2 separate regions of the Mus musculus genome follow, and region 2 is linked to region 1. Evidence: chromatin loops called from intact Hi-C (ENCODE). Cell type or tissue: gastrocnemius. All regions are shown on one strand. Each heading gives the region's core, and the rest is flanking DNA. Links, peaks and the distances in the headings are about the cores only.

What was found. A loop is a pair of places that touch in the nucleus more often than their neighbours do. Peaks named below come from ENCODE experiments on the same cell type or tissue, not always from the same donor. Only the 100,000 strongest peaks of a DNase experiment are listed, where the experiment ranks them.
Region 2: a loop joins it to region 1, with 15 times the contacts of the local background. A loop is called at or near these places in 37 of 42 quality-filtered maps.

The regions. Positions count from the first base shown.
Region 1 is chr9:97,063,378-97,073,791 of GRCm38, reverse strand. No RefSeq gene overlaps it. Among named protein-coding and RNA genes, the nearest start is that of Gm19325, 13 kb to the right of the region's middle. In gastrocnemius, for the core only: a CTCF peak has its summit at 4,863 (motif pointing right); a DNase peak (open chromatin) is centred at 4,854.
Region 2 is chr9:96,909,208-96,919,621 of GRCm38, reverse strand. No RefSeq gene overlaps it. Among named protein-coding and RNA genes, the nearest start is that of Gm51657, 17 kb to the right of the region's middle. In gastrocnemius, for the core only: no CTCF peak of the experiment used is centred there; DNase peaks (open chromatin) are centred at 2,453, 2,798 and 4,572.

The sequences.
Region 1 (10,414 bases), core at 1,150-9,149:
AGAAGAGCAGTCAGTGCTCTTAACCACTGAGCCATCTCTCCAGCCCATCAAGTATGTTTCTTACTGGTATGTAGGAAGGCTGTTGAGTTTTATGTTAATTTTGTATCCAACCATTTTGCTGTGTTCAACAGGTTTTGTTGTTGTTGTTTGTTTGTTTGTTTGTTTTATTTTTTTATTTTTTTTTATTTTTTAAGTACACTGTAGCTGTCTTCAGACACTCCAGAAGAGGGAGTCAGATCTCGTGATCGGATGGTTGTGAGCCACCATGTGGTTGCTGGGATTTGAACTCCTGACCTTTGGAAGAGCAGTCGGGTGCTCTTACCCACTGAGCCATCTCACCAGCCCTGTTTGTTTGTTTTTAAAGCGTGTGCCACCACCACCGGCTTAAAAGAATATTTTGTGTCAGTCACATCTTAATGTATTTTTAACAATTTTTATATTTGAGAATTTATTTTATTTATGAGTCCACTGTAGCTGTCTTCAGACACAGCAGAAGAGGGCATCTGGTTCCATTTACAGATGGTTGTGAGCCGCCATGTGGTTGCTGGGAATTGAACTCAGGACCTCTGGAAGAGCAGTCAGTGCTCTTAACCCCTGAGCCATCTCTCCAGCCCTGTGTTCAACAGTTTTAAGAGTTTTTTTGGTAGTTTCTTTATATTCTTTTGTGTATAGAATCATACCATCTACAAATAGAGGTGTTTGGACTTCTTTCCTGGTTTTCTTTTATTTGTCTGCTTAGGTTGTGGCTTTAGTTTAAGACTTCTAGTATGATTGAATAAGAGTATAGAAAATGGACACCTTTGGATTATATTAACAAAATACAGGTTTGTCGTGTAACTTTTTCGATACTGAGGTTCCTTTTATTCTGAGTGCACTTGAGACTTTAACGTGAAAGGCATAAATAACATTTATTGATATGTATATTAAACAGTCTCTATCTCTGGACTAAAACTAGCTTCATGGTTGTGAATGATCTTTTTAAATGTATTTTTGAATTCTGTTTGCAAGTAGCTTGTTGATAATATTTGTGTCTATGTTCATCAGGGAAATTGATGTAGAGTTTTGTTTCATCTTGGTTCGGTATCAGGCGAATAGGAGCATCGTAAGGGAGTTTGGTAATGTCTCTTCCTTTTCTAGCCTAGGAACACTGGAGGAACACTGGAAAGTCTGATAACCTGGGCTTTTTTGTTTTTAGATTTTGAATTACTAATGTAATCATAATTGCTCATCTTCATGTTATTTTTGTAGGCCATATGCATCTATAAATTCACCCATTTCTTTCAGCTTTTCCAACTTAGTGGGGTGTTACTTTTTAAGGTAAGACCTAATGATGTTATACACTTCATCAGTGTCTGTTGTGATGGCCCCCCTTTCTTCTAATTTATTTTGCTTTGTTGAGACAGAATTTCTCTGTGTGTACCGTACCTGTCCTGGAACTCACTTTGTAGATTAGGCTGGCCTTAAACTCACAGAGGATCACCTACCTACCTCTGCTTCCAGAGTGGGCCACTACCAACGGTCTTCTTCCTTCCTTCCTTCCTTCCTTCCTTCCTTCCTTCCTTCCTTCCTTCCTTCCTTCCTTCCTTTCTTTCTTTCTTTCTTTCTTTCTTTCTTTCTTTCTTTCTTTCTTTCTTAATAATTAATTCCTATTTCTTCTTTTAGTCTAGCTGAGGGTTTAACAACTACATCTAGCTGTTTAACCAAATTTTTGTTTCATTGACTCCTAGTATTTTGTTATTGTTTCTATTTCATTGATTTCTTCCCTGATGGCACTATTTTTTTCCCATGGAGGGATTGGGATTTGATTTGTTTTTGTTTTTCCAAGGCCCTAAGTTGTATCATTAAGTAAATTCATTTGCTGTCTTTAACTTCTTACTGGAGGCACCAATAGCTGTAAACTGCCCACTTAAGACCACCTTCATAATTTTTCCATGGATTTTGGAATGTTGTATTTTCATTTTTCTCTAGGACTTTTTAAAAAAAATTCCTTCCTGGTCTCAGTTATTCGTTCATCGTCCAGCATGGTGGGTGCAGTAGCCATGAGTTTGTACATGCCCTATAGTTTCTCTCTCTTTAAAAAATGATTACATTATTTGGGCATGCACAGCAACCAAGGAGAAGAGGAGAGAATAAATAACAGTAGTGGGACGATAGTCCCATTCCTGTCTGCACTCACTTGTTTGCTTTTGTGAGTTAATGTGAGTTTTCCAGAATGGCACCCATGTAAACTTCTGCAGTACAGGTGGTTAATGCTGATTTGCAGGCTTGTAGAGCTTTGTCCCAAACTCCCCTTGTGACCAGGTGTGTGTTGTCCTGTGGGAGCATAAAACACAGTATAGGTCATGTAGATTGATGTGGGACCTTATCATGTAGATGTCAAGTTATCTCTATAGATAAACTCTTAGTAGAAGTAATGTCAGCCTGGAGAGATGGCTCAGCAGTTAGGAGCTCCTGACTGCTCTTATAAAGGGCCATGGCGGTGCACTGGGAGGCAGAGGATCTCTGTGAATTGGAGGCCAGGACTATACAGTGATACCTTGTCTCAAAAAACAAAACAACAACGAAAGACTAGTCTGTGACTCAATTGCAGGGATTCCAACACCCTGTTTTGGCCTTCATGGCAACAGACATACATGTAGTGTACATGTATGTAGTATACATGTGAGCAAACATGCATACACATCAGAACTTATTTAAAAAGAATAAAAACATCTTCCAGAAATCTAAAAGGTTGAATGTGTCAACACCATCCTCACACACACACACACACACACACACACACTCATCACTAAATACATACTTATTATAAGCAACATTCAACCAACTTGATGTAGTTGGCATTTCTAGATCACTCTAGACAATGAATATGGCGTATTCAAGGTAGACCATATGTTGGATGACAGGAAGTGAGAATAAATTTGTAAGAAACCTTAGAGAGGAATGTAGAAAGATACCTGGAATAGCCTCACCAATATGCTGAAGTTAAACAGCATACTTCTAAGTAACACATGAATCAAAGAAGAAATGAGATTTGTCCAGAAAACAATTTTGAAGTAAAACAATGTAAAAAGTTTCAAAGCTTCCAGAAAAGAATGTGCCCCAAAGGATAGAGAACAACTTTTACACTAAGGAGGAGAACATGTAATCAATGCTACTTGAAACTAGGAAATGATCAAATTAATCCCTAAATAGAAAAAAGAAAAGTGATAAAGCTGTCCACTAAGAAAATGAGAAACATCTGTAAAATCAACAAGAGTAAGAAAGACTCCAGTTAGTGTGACCAGAAGCATCGAAGCATCCAATAAGAAGTGCAGATGCGGGCTGGTGAGATGGCTCAGTGGGTAAGAGCACCAGACTGCTCTTCCAAAGGTCCGGAGTTCAAATCCCAGCAACCACATGGTGGCTCACAACCATCTGTAACAAGATCTGACGCCCTCTTCTGGAGTATCTAAAGACAGCTACAGTGTACTTACATATAATAAATAAATAAATCTTTAAAAAAAAAAAAAAAAAGAAGTGCAGATGCCTGAAGGGCCGAGAGCAAGAGCTGTAGCTGCTCAGAGGAAATTCAAAAGTCTCTGAAATGAGTCGGCACAGTGCATCTCCGATCATCACAGACTACTCAACAGCTGCTCCTTCCTTTGTGTTTCAGAGGCAGCTCCAGACTCCAGTGTGTGTGGCACTTCCTGTGAAGGAATTAGGAGGACAGCTGCTGGGATGAGTCCCAACCCCAGGTCTCAGAGCCACATTCTAGATTCCCCTTAGCTCTTTTTTTTTTTTTTTTTTTTTAAGGAGGAAATGATGGAGCAGACACGTGTGTGCGCATCTTCTTTTTTTTTTTTAAGATTTATTTATTTATTATATGTAAGTACACTGTAGCTGTCTTCAGACACTCCAGAAGAGTGGAGTCAGATCTTGTTACAGGTGGTTGTGAGCCACCATGTGGTTGCTGGGATTTGAACTCCGGACCTTCGGAAGAGCAGTCGGGTGCTCTTACCCACTGAGCCATCTCACCAGCCCTCCCCTTAGCTCTTAATGTGAGTTTCAGTGACACTGCACTGAGTGAAACCCAAACCTCCCAAAAAACCAAAAAAATCTGAAAGGACTGGTATCTGGTTACTGTACCCCTTTTAGAAAACGAGTCTGCTGTCTAGTTGCCATAGAAAGTGGGCCAGAACCACAAGTGGATCTTTGACATACCATCATATTCCAACCTGTTATTTTAAGAACCAAGTTCCAATCTTTCACTGAATTATGACAGTCAGTTCCATTGACTAAACCGATGGCTCTTCCTGCTTCTAGATATACAGAGCCATTGTGGCAAATCTTATAATTCAAATAGACACTTACCTTTGCAGAAATACTTCGGTCTTTGGAAATCTGGGCCTCTAATTTTGCAGGGCCCAAAAGGACCCTGAGTGACTCTGCCCCTTGCAGAAGAACCACATAATCTTTCATCTTCAGTGTGTATATGCTACTTTTGAGTGTTACTTGTGTGCTAAGTCTTCACATGTACCTTCGTTAAACCATTGCAAAGACCTTTAATGCCAGAAGCTTAGGTGTGGTACATGATACAAGAGGCCTGTGGTCATAGTTCCAATTTCCCACACTCTTCCCTTTGAAGTGGCCCATTTGACAAGCAGACCACATTCCTAGTTCACAAATGGTGGTCCTCGTGAGGCAGGCAGGAAGAATCAAACACACATGAAATTCAAGTCAAGTTCCTTTAGAACACATTCCTGAACCTTCTCAAATGTAAGTTGATCGCCAGCTTCTCTGTGGTTTCCTGGCCTCAAGGAACCTACCATGCTTAGCATTTAGATTTCGGCCTCCATTAAAGGAAGACGGCCACTAGGTGGCAGCAATAGCTAGATAAGACCTGTCCGATCATGCTGATGGACCCAGGGATGTCTCCATCTCTGTGAAGTAGATTTCTTTGGTCTGGTACCTATTTTGAGCACTAGGGTAGGAATTGAAGTTTTCCAGAGGCATCACATGTAGATGAGCCTATCTAGGTCCTGTACCTTCCCAACAGCTCTGGCCTGGACATACCAGACATATCTTGGTTAGGTGTTTAGTCTTTGAAGCTGATTCTTTGTATGCTGCTACTCACTGGATTTCATTCTTGCTTTTCAGCTGCTAATCACTGAGCCTTGGCTAGAGCAGTTGGAGAGCTTGGTAGTAGCTGTCCAAGTCCATGCATATGCGCTTTTCAAACGCATGATGCATACTCAGTGTGTTTGTCTCCTTGGTTTTGACAATGGATAAAGACCAGTGTGCCTCTCTCCACTCTGCCCACGTCTTGTTCTCTCTACTTCATCTTGTCTGGAATGAGACCATCATGCTTGAAGCTACCCAGCCAGTAGTGACAAGGCAGTCAGAAGCACATGCTATGGGACTGAATGGAAAGAAAGGAATGTGGATGCCAGGAGCATAGGGGAGCTACCACAACCCTCTGGACAACCCACCGCTCATGCACAAGAAAAGTAAAACCTGCTTCAATCACTAGATTTTGGATTCCTGTTACAAAGGAAAAAAATGAGCAAGATGCAGTTCATCTTAATTATATAATCGTGGAAATGTTAATAAAATTGTAAATTACAAGGATCACCAAAACTCTCAATACCTGTCTGCACATACAAGTATCCCTGGAGGTTTTAGCCATCTGTTCTCCAGATTTACACATTTTCCCAGAGGGTAGCAAACAGGCCGTCCTCTGCACACTCTTCTTTCTGGTTAGTTTCACTTGATATGAAAGTGAGAAAAGCTGCAGGTCGATTGCATTCATGGACTCGTAGCAAACAGGCTACTCCTGGCGTTTTAAAGGTCTTCGGGTTTCTTTTGAGACAGGATCTCTAACTCAGTCTGGCCAGGAACTATTTATGTAGACCAGGCTGGACTCAGACTCAAAGCCATCTGCTTCTGTCTCCTGAATGCTAGGATTACAAATCTGATCTACCATGCCTCAAACTCATGACATTCAAAAAAGTATCTGTTATACACGTGTGCCCATGTATCCAGCTACTTGCAGAAGTCAGAGGAGAGAGTCCGATCCCCTGGACCTGGAGTTAGAGGAAGTTGTGTACTGTTTGACATGGGTGCTGGGAACCAAAATTTGGACCTCAGCAAGAGCCGCAGCACACTTTAAGCACTAAGCCATCTCACCAGCTTTATTCATGGTATTTTGTAGAAAAGAAAAAGAAAAAAGATAGTAAGTCATAACAAAATTGGGTTAATCCCAAGAATTCCAGGATCACTGTTAAATAAGTTATTAGTGTAAATTTACTATACCAGAGGTTTAATGAAGAAAAAACATGATCCTCATGGAAAAGCATTCAGCAAAACTTTGCAAATTAGAGAAGGGGAAATTTTCCTTGGTTTTAAAATAGTACCCCAGCACTAGGGAGATGGCTTCACTGGCTAGCCAGCCTAGCCTAATCACTAAGTCTTAGGTCTCCATCATGAGACCCTGCCTCAAAAGGGTGGAAGTCTCTTGAGTAACTCCTGAGGTTGACCTCTGACCTCCACATGCACTCAGGCGTTATGAGTGTACATACACTCACACACACATAAAAGTCCAAAATACACGGTAGAACAAAAGGCCTAAACAGCCTTGATGCTTGTCCAGAGGTGAGGAGAGGGTCACATTGTAGTTACAAAGTTTGGGATAATTTAAGACCATAGGGCTTGAGTATGGGGATATAGAAAAAACAATGGAGATTAAGGCAGAGCCAAGAACAGACTCACATGCTTAAAGCAGAATCTTGACTGGAAGATGGGTGTGGTGGTGAATGCCTGCAGTCCCAGCGCTTGGAAGGCCTGGGCAGGAGATTCAGAGATTGAAGCCAGCCTGGACTACATAACAAAACACTTGACAAAGAAAAGGAGAAGAAAACAAAAGAAACTTCATTGGGTCAGAAATAGCATAAAACTGGCTGGACCATCCAACAAAATGGTACTGGCTCTGTGGTTATCCACATGAAAAGCTAGCAATCTGGATAGTCGTCGCCAATTGATACACACCTCATGTCCTAGACTATCCCTGTAGGTGGGTTAGACTTAAATGTGACAGGCTAACCTTTTACAACTGTAAGAAATCATAGGAGAAATGTCCCTGTAAACTGGTGGAGGAAAAGGCTTTTCTGTGCTCAATATTAAAGTGCACGCCAGACAGGAAATGACTGGTAGATTAGTCTACATTAAATTTTAGAATGTCTTTTCCTCAAAATACTTCCCCAAAAGGAAAATCTAATCCAAAGCCTGGAAATATTTGCAATGTATACAACTGTCAAGGGATAGAATCGGAATACATAAAAACTTCTATGAATCAGTCCATTAAAGGCAACCCAATAAAAAAATCTGGACAAAGGTCAAAAGTGGGCATTTTACAGGAGAATAAAACCTAATATACCATAATAAATGTGTGTTGGGGGGGTCATCTTAGCAATTAGGAAACAACAAGTTAAATTGCAATGAAATGTGATTTTAAATCTTTCAAAAATGCAGAATCTAATAGGACGATATCAAATGGATGAGGGACAAAGAAATTCTTAGGTGCTGCAGTTGCCTAAAATGAGACTATCAACACAGGGAAAAATATGCATTCTACAGTTGATGCTAATAGCATATAAGCTGGCCGGTTCGCTCCTAGACACAGACCCTAGAGAAAACATAGCTCAGATGTTCCAGGAGTCACACAAGAATGTTCATAGCAGCCTGGTTGCCATAGCAAAACACTGAAAACACTCTCTCTGTCCAAGAACAGGAGAATGCAGAAATTCACATGAGGGAAAATGAATGAACTCCAAGAGCAGCCTGACTTGGTCCAGGAGCCTGGTTTTGAATAAGAAAAGTAGATCATAACGGTAAACAGAAAGTAAGCCAAGGCTGAAAGATCAAAACCTGAGGAACACAACCATGTATCTAGGCAAGCAGGTGCCCGTCAATATGATAAATGAAAGCCAAGAGAACGGTAAACAAGTCCTGATGATAGTCATCTGGGGCAGGAGAAAATATTTTTCTATTCTGTCACTGTATAACAAATTACTCCCAGACTTCACTCAGATATTAAATAATAGGATAGTCACTCACCACTTAGTTTCCAGGGACTAGAACCCTGGGTCCTCCAGGACTCTCCGAAGTGGCATTGGATCTGCCAGGAGGGGAGAGAGGCAATTGAGGAAGGATCAGCTTCCACACTTTCCCGTTATTACTGGGCTGAGGGTTCTGGATCCCCCAGTAGTTTGTCCTTGATTCCCCCTCCCCCCTCAGGGAAGCTCTAAACCCCTAAATGCTTTACCACGCTGCCCATTGAAACAGCCTGGTGTGTAGCACTTTTGGGGACCCGTTCTCTCTAGCTCCTCATCTTTCCCCATCCTCTGACTGCACCCTATCTGTCTCTTAGGCAGGTTGACTAACCAATCTCTCCCCGTTTACATCTGGGTGCCTGACCCAGGACCCACCCAGCACATGAGCAGGGGAAGCAGTGTGGACTAAGAGAAAAGCTGGGGCCATTCTGCGGTGAAATGTGTTGCCATGACAAAAGAGTAAAGGGCTGTAAAGTTCCCAGTAGTGTGGGGTTATAAAGAATAGGAGGAGGAGGAATGGTCACATTTAAGAACTTTGGAATTTCAGACAATAGATTGTATATTTGTGCTTGCTTGAAATATCCATCATTGAGAGAAGTTTCCTTTTTCCAAATGAGACTTCGCATCTTGAAAAAAATCAAACCTACAGAAGTTTTTAATCTATGCCCTTCATTTATAAACTCATTTGTTAACATCTTGGTACATTTACTCTGTGTGTGTGCATGCACACAGCACACACTTGTGTCTTAAGTGAGAGTCTTTGAGGATGTCCACATCCTAATGTCAGGACATGTGTATATGGCAAGGAGTGATTCAGGCTCCTAGTCCGCAGACCTTAAGCTAAGATACTATCCGGGGCTACTAAGGCAAGTCCAGTTCAATCACGAGTGTCTTTGTAATTGGGAAGAAAGAGAGAGAAGAATCAGGACCAGAGAGAGATTGTGAGAAAGATTCAGTCAGCTCTTACCGGTGTTTTTAGATGAAGGAGGCCGTGAGCCAAAGAATTCAGGCAAATTCTGGGAGCTGAAAAAGGCCAAGAAAAAAAGAAGGCTGGAGTTTCCAGAAAAGAATGCAGCCTAGTGGGGCCCATCTCAGACCCCTGGCTTTCATGACGACAAAACAGTAAGTCTGGGTTCCTTAAAGCCACTAGGTTGGTGGTAGTTTGTTGTATTATACAGCCCTGTATTGCAGTGACCTGAGAAAAATCACTTTGTATCAAGCAAGGTGTGTTTTTGGCTCATGGTTTTAGAGGCTTCAGAGAGCCGTCACTTGGTTCCATGGCAAGACAGAATATCTGGGCAAGTGTACATGGGTAAGAAAGCAAGCCACTCCCTTCATAGCATCTGGAATCAGGATCCCAGCATCCCCCTACAAAAACACACCCTGTGATAGCTAATCTTGGTTGTCAACTTGACATACCTGGGAAAAGCTAATCTCTGTTGAGAAACTGTTTCCATTAGATTAACCTGTGGGCATGTCTGTGAGGCATTTTCTTGATTGCTGATGGATGGAGAGGAGTCTCAGGCCTCTGTGGGCAGATTCACCCCTGAGCAGGTAGTCCTGAATTACGTAAGCAAGCTAGATGAGCAAGCCAGGGAACATGAGCCAGTAAACTGGTCCTCTGTGCTCTCTGCTTCAGGGCCTGCTCTGACTTCCCTCCACGGTGGGCCATATGCTGTAGGCTAAGTAAGCCCTTTCTGCCTTCAAGTTGCCCCAGGTCAGAGTGATTTATTCCAGCAACAGAAAAAAAAAAAAAGGACATATCCAGTGACCTTACTCCCCAGAGGCCTCATCTGATGCAATCACAGTAGGGCCTTTTAATTCAAGCTTGCATGGGCCCTTCAGCACACCTGTCACACAGTTTTGGTGATGAGCCCCGAATGTCTATTGGGTCAAAACTTTATAGTAAGCAGCAAGCGGTGGCAGAGTGGGGAAAGAGGAGGAGAAAGAAGAGAAGAAAGCAACAGCAATCTTGAGGAGGCTAAATTACCAGAAATGAGAGGAATGGCATTGCTACTGATTGATTCTGCATTGACTCAAAAAGATAATAAGGGAATCCTAAGCCTGGATCGATGGTACTTTTTTTTTTTTTTTTACAATTATATGAAATGGGACAATTTTTTGAAAAGTATAAACGACCACAGTTTATCCCAAAACATATGGATAACTGGAATAGCTCTATATCTTTAAAAAAATAATTACTTTCCTATTTTAAAATAAAGAAAATCCTGTAGTGCCAGGGAAGAGTAGTGATCCTCAAAAACACAGATCTAATGCAGCCCACAGCAGGGTCTTTATTCAAGCTAGCTCGGGGCCCCTCTAATGCA
Region 2 (10,414 bases), core at 799-8,798, 150 kb after region 1:
CATGCCAGAGTAAGGAATAAAAGCTGAGAGTCCCCTTCAGACTGAAGGAAGCTGAGCTAAAAGAAGACTCACAGAGGAGAAAAGCTACAGAGAAGACTCAGGCCAGACCAGCTGCCTTGAGGTAGCAGAAATGTTGCACAGTTGCCTGGAAGAGGTTTAGACCAACGAGTCTCTTGGAAAGGATACTCTCCCCAAGTGTTAATACCAAGGATTAAATAGCAGAACCTTTTGGGTCATTCTCATTCAGATCACCATACCAACCAATCCTGAGGTACTTTAACTAATGCATTCTGACTAATGTCAGGCCTGCTGACAAGTCATTCCTCACCCCTCCCCAGCCCTCTCTCATCAGCCATTCTGATGTTGCTGCCTCTGGACCTGATGCCCAGCAGCCTCCTGGCCTGCAAGACAGCCAGGTACTCCATATCTGAAGTTCCCTGCCTTCCTCGGTGTTTTGCTCCTCTTGTTTTTCTAAATAGCACACTCACTTGTGCCATGTGATATTCATTTCAGAGGATGAAACATATGTCACCATCGAGTGACAACTTTTATCACTGGGTATCTGATAACAAAGTTACACAAAGACCCTGATATTTGAAAATCTTATTTTTGTAAAATTAACATCAGTGACATTCTGAAGTTGAAGTTGGAAGGCAACAGACAAGAACAGGGGCCAAATTAGTCCATCCGAAGCCTAGAGTTCCACCCTTTACTCAAGATCCCTTGGGGGCCAGGCTAATGCAGGATTTACAATAAGCTATCATTATCATTCTGGATATTAAATAGTAGGAAAGGATAATTATGTTCTTGTTATGTAATTAAAAATTAAGTGCAATTAAAAAATTGTTCTCCAGCATCCTGGTGACTTGTTTTAGAGAATACTGAAGCACCCAGCATCCACTGTAAGTACTGATGCTTCATCTAGCAAGCACTTACTAAGTGTGCCCCATGCACCAGTCTCCTTCTCAGGGACCAGTTGTAACAGTTTCCTTAGAGAACTAAACACACCGACCTGCAGGGAAGCGCCTTAAAGCAAGAAGGTAACTTAAAATAGCTTCAGGAAGTTCCTGAAACTGACCAGATTCACTAGGTCCTACCCTGCCAGAGAAAGGAATAAAATCTGACAGTATCCCTCAGACTGAAGGAAGCTAAGCTGCAAAGAAGACTCACAGGAGAAAAGCTACAGAGAAGACTCAGATCAGACCACCTGCCTTGAGGAACCTGGAACCAGAAACCAGTGCAGCTTCCTGGAAGAGGTTTAGACCAACTGGGTCACTTGGAAACGATACTCTCCCCAACCTGTTAGGCTGCCTGCAGGCTGGGTAGTGAACTCTCAAGTTTTCAGGTTTTGTGAGTTGTCACCCATGCTGGGGTGGGCCTTGATGATAAAGCTGTCTTTGAATCATTTCTGCTCCTGTAAGCAACCCTTCACCCATATTCCTATAAGAAACCCCAATAAAACTACTTGGTTCATCAAGTTTAACTTTGATGGTATCCATACTTTGATCTATCATGGATTCCCCATCTGGGGTGAGTATTCATGTATGTTGCATCTCCCCAGGAAAAGTCTATCACATGACAGGAGCTCTCTGTTGAGGGAGGGATATAGAAAACAGGACCGACCACTATGGCAAAAGTGATGAGCAATGTGACATAGCAATGTACAATGGCAGTGACAAGGGAAGCCCTAAGAAAGGCCCTCCTACAGAAAGGAGAGCCTAAGAAAGGACCTCCCTGCAGGAAGAAAAGCCTGGACAACTCATGATAGATAGGAAGGTGGGTGGGTAGAAGAATGGATAGATAGATAGATAGATAGATAGATAGATAGATAGATAGATAGATAGATGATAGACAGACAGATATGGGTGGGTGGGTGGATGGATAGATGGATTCATGGGTGAGTTAATGAGTGGGTGGATAGATGCACAGATAGATGGATGGACAGATAGATTCATGGGTGAGTTAATGAGTGGGTGGGATGGCACTGTTAAGTGAAGGCACCAGCCTTTGCCTAGTTGGCACACACCTAAAGGTAGTGCCTAGCACAGGACTGATCCACGGTCACAGATTTTCGAGCACATCACAATCCTTTCTCCCTTTGCGGATCTTAATGTTTCCCTGTGGGAAATAGACCTGAAAACCCACGCCATCAGAACTGAGGATGCCGTCGGTGCTGCAGAAAGGACACTGCTTGGGGATCCGCATCACATTTCACTGTAACGGACCTCTGGGAGCTAGCATCCCTTCCTCCACCGTGAGCACTCCACTCTCTAAGCCTTGTACATGATCCAACCCGGGACCATTTGCCTCGACTAAGCCCATCTGACAATAGAGGCTATTGAGGAGCAGAGAGTCTAAGTAAGTTTGAAGTCAGGCAGATTGGGCCAAATGCCTAGCTCTGCCCATAAATGTGCATGAGTTACTACACACTATCTGAGTCTCTCAAGAACCTAAAGGTGAAATCAGACAACGCCTAAAACACCCGGCCAATGGGAAGTGACTGATAACGGTGCTCTTTGTGGCCCAAGCTAGGAAGTTGCAGAAACTGAATTCTGTGTTTTCTACCAACCATACTGGTATTTTTCATTAAAGTCACAGGAAAGATCCAAAGTTACGGTTGGGGTTCAATATATGCAGTGACGAGCCCAGCAACCGTTCTGGAGTCTGTAGTGTTTAGAATCAGTCTACATTCTTCCTTCGCTCTAGCTGTGTGAGGCTCTTTCTCAGTCTTTGATGGCACTGAGCCATTCGTTCTCCCCGCCTGCCCCCTGGTGATGAATGTGGAAATTGCAGCCTCGATATTCCACCTGCATCCCTTCGAGGAAGCCAGGCTCACGGTTGCTTCACGATGCCATCTAGTGACGTCTGCTGGCATTTTTGCAGAGCAGAAAAGGGAGTTCGTGCTTGGGAAAATGATTGAAGCTGCCATGGCTGGACCTCACTCCTCAGTTCAACATTCACTGGCTGCGTGACCGCGGGCATATTACTTCTTCAAATGCTATCCATCTCAAAGAAGTTTTATGATAGATACGATAACGGAGCTAAAAACACCTCAAAGGGTAGATGCTCTCTTTCTCGCAGGACAAAAATTAAACAGACCACGATTAAAGTTATCAAAACTGGATTTCTAAGCTTCAGAGAAAATAAAAGGTCTTGGTAGAATAGAATAGGGCACAGGGCATGAAGAATAGTCGGCGGGATTGTTAAACTATTCCCGGTGCAGTGAAGAGTTAAGACAACATTCCACAACTGACCTTGACCTTCAGGAGTGACCTCTGCTTCTGTGGCTAGGACTCAGCAGACTGAAGATGGATATGCCGAGAAATGAGTGGGTAAAGGATGGGTGTACTGCTGGGGCGGGGGACGTATGAATGAACAGTAGAGTGGATGAGTGGACGGATGACCTAGTGGGTGGGTGAGGGGCTAAATGAGCAGGTGAATGGGTAGGTAGGTGGACTAATGAACAGGTGACTGAATGGTTGGGTAGATGGATGGGTAAATGAGTGGGTTGGTGAATCAAGAGGTAAGTAGGTGGATGGTTGGATAGATGGATGAGCAGGTGGGTGAGTGGGTGGGTGGACAGGTAGATGGATAGTGGTAGATGTTCTAGCAGTACCAGAAAGGACTGTGGGCTGGATGTTCTAATCAGAATGCTGTAGAAGAGGCATTAATTAAAGTGGGTTGGGACCTGAAGGATGAAGAGGGACTTTGTTGAAGACCAGCTGGAGTCATGGTTCTCAACCTCCCTAAAGCTGTGACCCTTTAATAGGGCTCCTCATGTTGTAGTGAGCCCTTAACCATAAAATTGTTCTTCTTGCTACTTCATAACTGTAATTTTGCTCCTGTTATGAATCAGGGTGTAACTAACTGATATGAAGGACATCTTATATGCATTTTATATGAAAGGGCTGTTCAACATCCCCCCCGGGGGGGTCACAATGCACGGGTTGGAAACTGCTGAACTTGACCAAAGATGGGGTCAGGGTCTTGGCCTACAAGGGAAGGAGCCCATGGGAGCACTTGAGCAGAGGCTGATGTGGAAAAACACTGTGCACGGAAGCTAAAATGGCTTCTGTATACCAGAAACCAGCTCAGGTTGGGCCAGAAACCAGCTCAGGTTGGTCAGATGCAGAGTTCAGGCCGGGGTCCGGGAAATCAGTACTGAGCAGACAAACGGAGCATCTCACAAACGGAACATCTCCTGGCATCTGTGCTTCTCAGCCGGCTCCACTGGGGAGTTCTCTTTCATATTCAGCCCATCTGTGTGAGACTGTATGAAAAATTAAATATGCTTGATCTCCTGAATTAGAGTAATCTCCTGGTCAGGGTTAGATGCATTTCTAAATTCTTTCCTAATTTAATTTTTTTTTCAATGCCGCAAAGGTGTAACTTGCAGTAAATAACTTGTAAATAAGTAACTCACAACAAATAAAAGTTCATTAACGTTAAATGTGAACCTTTGGACAGAGGCTACTGCTCACAGATAGATGCTTTCCACCATATACAAGGCTCTGGATTCAGTCCCCAGCACGGGATAAACAAGCACCGGTCACATGACCGTCTTTATGCTTGGCTGCCCAAATTGTGGCACAGGCTGTCTGCAGCCTCAGGATGGTTCTTGAATGTCCCTTCCTAGTTCATACTCACTGTCAAGTCACATGCACTCTGGCCTTTGCCCCTGCTGTTTTTGCCTGTTCTTCATACGGGTGGGATGATTCATATATATGTGTGTGTTATGTTTACATATATGTACACATATTATATAAATCACATGTATATGTCATATATACACATATAAGCATCTCACACATGTTTACACACACACATACACACAAACACAACACACTTGGGTCTAACTTCTTTTGCTGATTATATATCTGTAAGATCAGTCCATGCTGGACATTGGGTTGCTGTCAGTTTGGGGCTACAGTGGAAAAGATTTTGATGAAATCACAAACCAGTCTTTTACCAGATGTCTATACTTGTTTCTCTTGATTATATACCTAGAAGTGGAATCTCCAAATTACACAGTTGGACTTCCATAAGTACTCACCATTTTAAAAAAATTATACTCAATTTGTAAATAATACTTAATGACCTAAGAACCTTAGCTACACTACAGGAGTGACATCTCTTAGAAGTGAACTTTCATGTATTGCTGAATGTGTGAAGGAATGCCAGAACTCACACCCAGAAACTGCAGAGGGAAACTGATTTGTCCAACTTAGCGTTAATATAGACCAAGTGGATGTGATTAAAGAAAGCTCCCTAAAATGGACAGTGCCCAGGGGTTGGAGGGATGGCTTGGCGGGTTAAGAGCTCTTGCTGCCCCTGCAGAGGACCTGAGTTCAGTCCCCAGCACCAATGTTGGGGATTTTATAGCCACCTATAACTCCAGGGGATTCAGCTCCCTCTTCTGGTCTTCTAAAGCAACTGCACTCATGTGGTACAAGCTCATACGGGCATACATACATATAAATAAAAGTGCATCATTTTTTAAGCAGACAATGCCTTTCAGAGTCACCAGTGTCTGAGCAAAGTCAGGCAGCTCTGCTCCCTCAAAATGATGCTTTTAGTAGTTGGCTCATGTTACCCCCCAGTCACAGGAGATCCATTCATATCAATAGGGTCCCAACTCACAACAGAAAGCCTTCTTGGCCTTCTCAAATAGCCCCTATTAGAGTGACAATACGCAAGCAAGGTGAAGCCTTCGTCGTTCGTTCAGCCTCTCAGGAAGCCTGGCCTAGAATCAGAGAGGCCTAAGGTGACTTCCCAGCCATAGCAGAAACGCCTCTGTACTGGAAAGACCCCACTCGGACCATTCTCCCTCGGACTATAGCCTCTGTTGGATGTCCAAGTGCTCTCCACTGCCCACTTTTCTTCTTCTGTGTGTTTCTTGGTCTGGGTTCTTCATGTCCCTGAATTTGTACCATCTTTGCATAGCTCCAGTCACTAAGGAGCCATCCTTTGTGAGGCTTATCCACCAGAACATGGAGTTCTGGGGACCTTGCTCTTGCCGTAGCCATAAGAGTTTGACCTCAGGGCTGGTGAGATGGCTCAGTGGTTAAGAGCACCACCAACTGCTCTTCCAAAGGTCCTGAGTTCAAATCCCAGCAACCACATGGTGGCTCACAACCATCCATAAGGAGATCTGACACCCTTTTCTGAAGACAGCTACAGTGTACTTACATATAACAAATAAATAAATCTTTCACAAAATGAGAGTTTGACCTCAGATAAAACTGAGTTTCTTTTCATAATCTTAGTCCCCAAAGCTGCTATGGACACACTTCTGTATACTCTCTGGCTCACAGACAACAAAGACTAAGTCTGTTTCTCATAGCTCTGGAATTGGGAAGTCCAGAATCAAGGCACATCAGTATATCTGATGTCTGGTGAAAGCCTGCTTCTTGGTCCAACCTTCTCTTGTGTCTTCGCTTGTTCTCGTTAGCTCCAGTCAGGGCTGTAATCCGTTCACGGAAGCTCTGTCCTCATTGGCTGTCAGTTCTCAAGGACAGGCTTCCACATATGTTTGGGGGGGGGGTGCAGATGTTCAGTCCACACAACCCCCCTTTGGAACATTAAAGTCCATCAGGAAAACAAAGGCGAAGATGAAGCGAGGAGATCCAGTTGGATCAGGATTCCAATTTGATGGCGGGATAGATGCACTCTGGGGGCAAGAGTCATCCGTGGGTAATATCACAATTTGGGGGGCAGAAATAGAGGAACAAGATATAGAAAGAATGTGCATGTATTGTGCATGCATGAACATGCAGGTGCATGTATGTGAATGTTCATATAGAGCCCAGCAGACAATCTTGGGTGTTGGTCCTCAGGTTTCATCTATATTTTTTCTTTTTAAATTTTGAACCATGGATTCTCACTGCCCTGGAGCTCATCAAGTAGTAGGTTAGATTAGCTGGCCGATGGGTTCAGGGGGGTTGCTTGCCTCTGCCTCCCCAGCACTCCGAGTTCAGGCACATGCTGTCATACCCACCTTTTCACATGGGCTCTAGGGATCAAACTCAGATCCTCATGTTAAGTACTTTACCAGCTGATCCATCTCCCCAGACCCAGCCACACAGTTCTGAAAATAACACACTCATGAATCCCTCTTGCCTGCATGTAGTCATTATTCAACACATTTGAGATCTGACCAGAAGCCTTTGGGTTATGATCACTTTACCTCAAAGAGTTTCCTGTGGTATATGTGGTAGAAAGACTTTGATCAGCTGTGGAGCGACTTTAGATCAGATATGGAGATTTCAGCTAATCAGCTCCAATCTGCTGTCCATCTCAGAGATGGAAAGGCCGGCCACGTAAAAGAGGGGAGCTTTGAGCTTTGAGCTTTGAGGAAGCCTTTGGGATTCTACTTAAGAATACAGAGCAAGCATCCTGTATGTGTAGGGTGTGTGGAGTGCCTTAGCCAGGCTCATGAGAAGTGAGGGAGATGGTGTTTTTAACAGAGACTATGATGGTTGTTCTTGGTTGTCAACTTGACCACATCTGGAATTAACTAAAACCCAAGCAGCTGGGTCCACCTGTGAAGGATTTTTTTTTCTTAATGAAATCATTTGAAGTAGGAAGGCCAGCTTTTAAATCTGGACCTTTTGAAGTGAGAAGATCCATCTTTAATCTTGGCCACACCTTCTACTGGTAGCCTATAAAGGACATGGAAGAAGGCTGGCTCTTTGCTTGCTCTCTCGCACTGGCAAGTCCATTCCTTCACTGGCTTTAGAGCCTACTTCTTTGGGATTGTGATGTATACTAAAGACCAGCTGACACATCAGCTTTGTGGGCTGAACAACTACTGGATTCTTGGACCTTCCATTGGTAGACAGCCTTTGTTGGACGAGCAGGACCAAAGCCTGTAAGCCATTCTAAAAAAAAAAAAACACACACACACACACACATACATATACACATATGTGTGTGCATATATATGCATATATACATATGTATATGTGTATACATGTATATTTTATAAGTGTATATGTATATATATATTCATTCAATAAGTTCTGTTTCTCTAGAGAACCCTGCCTAATACAGGAACCAAACTTTGGGTGAAGAACAAAGGCTAGATTATATGAAAACAGAGGCTGTATTTGGCCATGTTTGATGCCAGTAAACATAAATTGTTTGATGAATAACTATCTGAATGAGTAAATGAGGAGATGGAGGGAGAAAGGGGTAAATTTCCTTTTGAATGATGTTTTGTTTGGTGATAATTTGAAACACATATGATGAATTTTAGTCCCATCATGTCAAATCCCTCTCATCCCCTCTTCCTTTTATTCATGAAACTTCTCTTTTTCCCAAGTCTTCTCCCATTCCTTCATCATTGTGTGTGTGTGTGTGTGTGTGTGTGTGTGTGTGTGCGCGAGTTTAGTTAGGCCTGCTAGCATGAGCAAGCTGGGAAGTTACTGACTGGGGCACGAGCTTCTTATCAGTGGCTACACTACCAAAGAGAATGATGGCCCTTCCCTCAGGGGACCATTAGCTGCTGATAGCCCCTCAGTAACAGGGACCCAGACCTTAGCACAACTGCCTCCATGATGGAAGTACCATTCAGGCTGTAAGTCTCAGCACGTAGACAGAACCACCTGCCAAAAACTACAAAGGCCTAGTCCATCAAAGTCCGTAGTTCCGAGAAAGTCTAAAAATGTACTAACCTTGCTTTTTGGCTTCTGTAGTTCCACTTCTGGCTCACAGTCCTTGTTAACTGAAGTACATTAACCCAGAACATGTTCTTTGTGCTTCAAAGCTCACCCTGAGAAAGTCCTGGGCCCAAGCTGGGATCCTGATTACCCAACGGGATGACTTCCCATTGGCTTAAACCCATGTCTGAGCAGTGTTCATTGAGCATTACCCCACAACATCTCAGGGAGAGGTGAGACCTCTCCAAAACTTCAAAAGATGCCCATAAAAGGGTGGGGAGGGATAGGAAGAGGAAGAGGAGGAGGAGGAGGAGGAGGAGGAGGAGGAGGAGGAGGAAAGGATTCATGCATATCTACTTTCCTTGGTTTCCCTTTATGCACCAGGACTGCCAGTTTGCTGAGTGGCATGTATCTTTATTATCCCACACTGGAAGTGGTATTCTTTCTGGATGGACATTTGCACTTATGAGGACTTATTTCTAGCCAAGTTAATAATGCATCTAAAGAAAAAAAAAGAGGCTTGTGCATTTGGCTAGAGCTTATTAATATGATTCAATTTTAAAAGGGCTGTTACTTCAGAGCCCTGATGTCTGGGATGCTGTTAAAGAACCGCCTTTTCTCCCTGCCCCCCTAAGAGTCACCATGACAACAGAGAGGTACCCCATGCCCTGAGTCAATCACAGATTTGTCTACATAGGGGTTCAAATTATTCTTCTTTGCCTTCCTTGGCCAAAGTCCCGACTTCAGGTCCAGACTGAGCTGGAGTCTCAATCCATCAATATTTATGATGACGACGTCGCCATTCATTAACAGACACTCCATCCGCAGACATGAGCGGATCCTGCAGGTTTGAAGCACTCTGGGTACTTGGGCACCAGTGTCTGGGAAGCTGAGGAGCCTCTACCACAAGTCATAGTCACTCAGAGCTGAAAGAGTCACGTAGTCAGCCTGCAGGGAGGACCCAGGGCCTGCACGAAGATCTCAGGCGAAGAATCATGATACACAATGCATAGACTTCATGGCTCTGTACTGACAAGCCATCCCAGACAGGACTGGGAAACTACAGTTGGTCTCAATTTTACATAAATTTGACAAATTGCTGGGTCACCTTGGGCATGTCACTTAATTTCTCTAGCCTTTACTTTTATCCCTCTATGAAATGCCATGAAGGTTTCCCCTTGTTGTGTGACAAGACTTTCCCTGGGTGGAAGCAACATATATATAGGTCGACTCACCTCAGATAGAGAGTGCACACCAGCCCAAAGTACAGGTGATAACACACCCAGCTTGGTGAAGCAATAAGTTTTATTGGGGTTACTTGAAGGAACATGAATGAAAGGTTACTTCTAGGAACAGAAATGACACAAAGAGAGCTACATCACCAGAGTTCACCCCAGCTCACAAAATCTGGGAACCTGGAGCTCACTGCACAACACTGCTCATCTGCAGACAGCTCAGGGGTCGGAGGATGCTCTTTTCAGGAGGTTTAGTGGGTCTGAATCTCTTCCAGGCAGTTCTGCTGGTCTCTGTGTCTTCTCCCAGGTAGCTGGGCTCCTCTCAGTCTCTGCCGCACATCCTCTCAGAGAGCAAACACTCAGCTGGTCTTTATTGTTTACTCTTGGAAGGGAGGAGCCCAGTGAACATATTTCAGTTTCAGGGACTTCCTGAAGCTGTTTTGAGTCTTTCAACTTCATCCTTAAGGCGTTTCGCTGCAGGATGGCGTGTTTCAATCTGGAGGTAACTACTGCAGGACA